Linked DNA regions of Homo sapiens: region 2 is linked to region 1. Evidence: chromatin loops called from intact Hi-C (ENCODE). Cell type or tissue: A673. All regions are shown on one strand. Links, peaks and the distances in the headings refer to the core of each region. The heading gives the core; the rest is flanking DNA. Region 1 has its middle 100 kb from the start of LINC02010. Region 2 overlaps LOC124909494 (leucine-rich repeat extensin-like protein 5).

What was found. A loop is a pair of places that touch in the nucleus more often than their neighbours do. Peaks named below come from ENCODE experiments on the same cell type or tissue, not always from the same donor. Only the 100,000 strongest peaks of a DNase experiment are listed, where the experiment ranks them.
Region 2: it touches region 1 in a loop (2.3-fold over the local background); 1 of 110 quality-filtered maps calls a loop at or near these places.

Annotation. Positions count from the first base shown.
Region 1 is chr3:146,816,617-146,819,545 of GRCh38, reverse strand. No RefSeq gene overlaps it. Among named protein-coding and RNA genes, the nearest start is that of LINC02010, 100 kb to the left of the region's middle. In A673, for the core only: a CTCF peak has its summit at 1,661 (motif pointing left); DNase peaks (open chromatin) are centred at 455 and 1,625; H3K27ac peaks cover 793 bases.
Region 2 is chr3:147,360,658-147,363,586 of GRCh38, reverse strand. LOC124909494 (leucine-rich repeat extensin-like protein 5) reads left to right here. Exons shown (of 2, transcript XM_047449442.1): 2 at 1-921. Among named protein-coding and RNA genes, the nearest start is that of ZIC4-AS1, 25 kb to the left of the region's middle. In A673, for the core only: a CTCF peak has its summit at 1,583 (motif pointing left); DNase peaks (open chromatin) are centred at 1,586 and 2,296; H3K27me3 peaks cover 2,032 bases.

The DNA.
Region 1 (2,929 bases), core at 181-2,680:
ATATCTAAATTTTAAATATTTAATTGATTATATTTTTCTTTTAAAACTCTGTAGGTATAAATATTTGAGGTTCGCTTATATACATATGTATATTTCCACTAGGTTATGTTGGGGAACGGCAAGTGTAAAAAACCATGCAAATGTATTCTTTATTCTCATAAAAATTCAATAAAATAAACTTTTAAAAATACTGTCAAATAGTTAAATAGATGTTAAATCAAATTTTTGCATCAGAAATGTTCAGTAACTGAATAAACCAAAGCCTGAAAAAATGGCATCCTACAACACACACACACACACACAGTTAAATATGCCCTTTTCTGCATACTAAGGCATTTCATTCCAGCCTTTCTAACTCCCTGTGCCTGGAAGTAATAATACTACATATCTCTAAGTTTATTTCACTTCCTTTTTTTCTCTTCTCGAGCATTGTCGTAAAAATAAATGAATATTGTTCCACTGTGCATGCTTTTTACACTCTTCATGATGAGAATGGATTCATGATAACCCATTTATTTTCTTTTCTTCTAACAATCTTTGCGGCAGGAATGAGATGCCTGAATTTTAATGCCTAATATGATCTTTGGAAGACTATAAACTTTTAATAGACTTTAAACATAAAGTGAGGGAAAAGATAAATAGCAGAAAAGTCTGTGGTTTGATCCCAGGAAATCCTGATTAATCGCCCTCAGATTGTGTCAGACCATCCTGAATATTTTCTGAAAACAATTGGTTCGTTTTATTGCCAAATAAATTGTAATTGATGTTACCAACTTCTAACCAAATAAAATTCTAAATGAGTGAGAAGAGACATAAGAACATATATTTCCTTATGTGAGATAGCATTTAGGACATATCTCATTTTATTTGTTCTCTGTGCTATTTATTCCTGTTAGTTTTGTGTGATAAACACAACAGGTTTAAGATGACAAAGATTTTCTTTCAGACTGTACCTCCCTGTGAATCGTTCGTGAGTAACCATAAATTAACATAAGATCAGAAATATTCAATATTGTCTTTCATATCTCAGGGGCAAAATACTGACTACTTTCAGTGGTGTACAAGCACAGAATTTAAGGCCTCCTGAGAAGGAACACTCTCTTCTGCAATATCATCGTTAGCAACATTTCCTGTGTGATTTCATATTTTTGTTCTCTATTCAAATTGTTTCAATAAAATTAGACATTATAATATTTACAGCTCTTTATATAAATCAGCCTTTAAACCCGGAACAAAATGCACATGGGCTTTACAATCAGAAGAAAACAAAAAGAAGACTTAGGCATTAATACTGTGCAAAGGTTTAAATCATATATAATTTGTTAATATCCCTTTATTGACTTATTTTTAAAAATAAAAAAATGAAAATTTTTATTACATAAAAGAAAAGCAAAAACATCTCTTGCTGTGACAAAATACTATGCATTATTTTTCTAAAATTGCATCTCCCTTTAAATAGAGCAGAGAAGAAAACAAAACAGTTAAAAAAAAATTAGTTGGTATTGCCACAATATATGCAACCCCCTGAGCTTTGCCTTTTAAATCAGCATTCTGCTGTTAAATAATAAAAGAAAAGTCCCATTATTTTCCCAGCTTCACTTTGCTTAAAGTGATTGATGTAGAATTTTACTGCCATCCAATGGCAGCCGCCTAATATAGCTCAAGTAAATGTCTAAAGCCTTTTGATCAAATTACAGTCTAGGGAATTTAACTTATGTAGTACACTCAGAACTTACATCAATACATCTGTTTGTTACACAGTAAGAAAGAAATATCACTGCAGTTTCAATTTATTGTTCGTTCTCCAAATTCAATTTAACAGTGAATTACTAATATTGCTGAACACAATTACCTAAATGAATAAATCAACCTAGGCTACTCACTAGAGAGAACATCAGAGCATAATATTAATTTTTACATGTACCTCATCATATTAGTTTAAAAGGTTTCTTTTTACAACTAACAATCTTTTCCTACCAGGCAAAATAGCCTTTATTAAAAGACTGTTCTCAGTTTTACTTCTGTTATTTGGAAGACATTTGAATATTTTTACCTGATACTGTACATCATATAATTTCTGATTAACATTAAATTGCATACTGTTTTAATTATAATCTTCTTTCCTAAATGATTATTTAGATCATTTCTCAAAAAGGCAAAATAAAAATTATGTCTGATTGATATGAATGAGTTTGTGCTTAAAATATTCAAGCTTAGTTATTTAAAATTCCTGATTTGAGTTAAAAGAGTTGATGGGTAACAACCTAATTTTACTTTTCATTAACATTAACTAAAATATAATATATTTGAAATTATAGGTAATTGCTATGACAGAATTATTTTATTTCAATAAAACTTCATGAAAAGTATATTTTATGATTTATTTATATATAAATGACATTTTGCTAAAATATGAAGTTTAATTCAGTAATTAATTATTTTAAATAGAGGAAAATTTAGATAAGCTATCTGGCCTATAATATGAAAAGTCTTTTCAATGTTATTTTATTCAACTGAATGTTTTAAGTGTGTGTGTGTGTGTGTGTGTGTGTGTGTGTGTGTGTGTGTGTGTAAAAATAGCCTCAGGCCTGAAATACGTTTTGTACTCTGGAACATCTGAGACCAATAATTCAATGGAATTGAAACACAATAACATATTTATTTTAACTTACTTTAAATTAGAATATTTAATTCAAACTTCTCCTTCAGTTAAAACCTCACGTTATTGTTTTTCTAAAAGATCCCCAAATTAAATCCAAAACTTTTTTTAAAAAAAATCCAGACAAGACTTCATACTGAGAGAGATTTTGTAAAAGAGCTGAAAACAATTTAGGAATTTTGAATGGAAAGAGATAAACTGACCATTTGCTGATATAGATGGAATTTGAAGACTCGATGTTTACAGAATAAAGGACGAGGCAGCCATGCC
Region 2 (2,929 bases), core at 163-2,662, 540 kb before region 1:
ATATCTCCCTTCAATTCTCCCTGAGGGCTAAAAGGTGGCCCAGAAACTTTTGGCCAGTTAACATTCTGCCTTATCAATTGTCTAGGGAGTAGTTTTCTAAATTTATTTGGAACTGCAAAGGTAAATAAATGAAGGAAAAAATACATAAGAGAGAAAAGGTCAAGTTCTTCAAACTGGAACTTTCTTGTGTGTGTGCGTGTGGATATGTCTATGGTACATTTAACCAGTAAGAGAACACATACCATAAGCAGTCATGTTGCTAGACAAAAGTTTTCTTTGATTTTGTATTTGAATTTACTTAACAACATAAATTTTAAATACTAATCCTGGTCACTTGGGCCAAGAACATTTATATATTTTTCTCCCAGCTGATTTTATCAACAGTTTTCAATCTCATTTTCTCAAGACTTTTAGGCCAAGGCAGAATTTTCTAGCCTTCCTTTGGAGATCAGGATCCAGAGATTAGAGTTCTGGGATCTTGGCAAGGGTTTGTACTACTTTTTCCATGATGTTTGCAAATCCCTAGCAACAATTCTGCATTCTAATTTTTTTCCTCCTTTCTTTGTACATCACAAATAATTACACTGTTCAAACATGGCTTAGAAAAAAACACAGTTACATTAACATGTCTCTTCTACAATTTTGTTTTAGAAATGACTAGAATTTTCTGGTAATTCATAGTTTTTCTCCTGGTTTAAAAACAAAAATATTTAAATTTTATCTTGCCAAATGTCTATCATTTGTTAGCACATTTTGCTTGCTGTCCTTCAGCCTCTGAAGTTTATGGACATTATTAAAATGTTTGGGGGATCATCAGCACACCAGTTCCTTGAGAAAATGTTGGGATAGGCTTTACACTATACAATCCAGTTGTTCAGAATTGAAAGGTTTTCAAGTTGAGTTTGCTTTTCTTTCTCTTACTTTACAATCCCTTTTTGTATTTTTTATTTTATTTCGAATAGAAGCTTTTGCCAAGGTTATTTTTAATATAGAAAAAGTAGCCGAAAAATTGGATACTAAATGTCGAATCCAAACTGAGTAAATTTTTGAAGTATGCAGTATCCATATTTCCCATTGACTTAAAATAAAAATGAATGTAATTCAAATCTACTTGTGTTTTTTTTTTGTTGTCTAAATAGAATATTCAATGTGACAAAATGAATCTATAAATATGTGATCTGCATAGTAGACACAGACACAACCAGTTCAATAATGATTGATACTATTTTTAAGTAGTGGGTGCTGAATACATTATCTAAAGAAATGCTCTGAGCATCTGAAGGTTGAGGATCTTACAGTGATCTTAGTTCTGAGAAAATGGCTCATGTATGTTTCGGCTCAGTGTTGGTCTCACTAGCAATAAGTTGTGGCAAATGACATCTGACCATAATGATAATATTAATGTTACTGTCCCTTTGGAAAAGAAAAGTTGAATTCAGTATCTGTTTGCTTTGGCATTATTTTTCCAGCCATCTAACCATCCTTTATGGTACAGTGTGGCTGTTGTTTCTGGAGTTGTAGTGTCTACCCACTCCCTTCTCTCTGGGTAAACCTCCTCTCGCGCCCCCTAGCGGAGGGTTTGGCAGTGCAGAAGCAACAACCACCAGCGATTATTTATTGAACACCTGCTGTGCGCCAAGCACTGTGGAGGAAGCTGTAGCTTGTCTAGATCTGGGTGGGGTCTAATGCCACGCACAGGCTCTGTAAAATGATTTAAGACTGAGCAGATATTCTAGCTCTGGGTCCTTGTGGCTCCTCACCTGGGGGCCTCTTCAGAGCCCTCACTCACGTTGCACTTGGAGCCTGACTGGAGGCATTTCTGGCTATCAGAATTTCCCAGCTATAGTTAGTTTGGGATGGAGAGGCTTGCTGCTCCTTGGCGGGCCTGGTTATAATTTGTGTCCTCTTGTATAGAGCTGTCCAGTTTGACCTGTAGCTACAACCAATCCTGGATCAGCATTGTCAGACCTCGGTTCCACCACACTCTGTTTGAAGAGCTCCATTTTGTGCAGTGGCAGTCACAACAAAACTCAACTTTCCTCTGTGACTTTGTTCTTTTGATTTTTAATAGATCAAAGACGTGGAGGGAGGAAGGAAAAGCGGGGGTGGGGGGGAGAAGAGGAGGGGTAGGGATTGTTTTCGTGTCAAGATGCATCTCCCATTTGAGGCCACTAGCCCCATTAGAAGAGAAAAGTGCACGGAAAAGGGCGAGAAACCTGCACTTGGCTCGGCATTGTTTAGGGGATTCGAGCTGCGGCCGCCGTGGCCGCCGCCACAGCCATACAGTACAGTATCCATGGCAACGCAACCTGCTGCTGCCGCCGCCAAAGTTGAAGGCGCTTGAAAGGCTTGTAGAGACCAGAATCTCAACCCCTATTTTGGTTCCCCCGAGAACAACGGAGAGAAAATGAGGCAGGGAAAGAAAGGAGGAGGAAAGGAGGAAGGAGGGGGGAGGGAAAGTAGGAGAGGAGAAAAAGAGAGAGAGGGAGGGAGGAAATATTTGTATGAATGAGAGGGACTAAGAGAGAATATGAGAGAGAGGGAGGGAGAAGGCCAAGAGAAACCCCACTCCAGGCCCATGAATGCTGGCATTGTCCCTTTTCTGAATCTGATTTACCATATCATAACCCCCAGGAAGAAGAAAACATCAATATCCCAAAGGAATGGAGATGTTTCTATGGAAAACCTAGGAATTTTAGTCCATAACAGATCTGGCATAAAAAAATCAAAGAGATCAAAGGCAGAGCTCCCTGGAGTAGAGATGCGTCTCTGAATTAAAGATGGACGATGCAGACTACAAAGTGCTTTTTTCTTCTTTATCCAGTCCTCTGTTTCCATTTCAAGGGAGGCGCTGGTCTCGTCATATCTAAACTAGACAGTCATTGCGAACAATGTCATAAAGAGGATAAAAGAGGGAGTGGGGGGCACC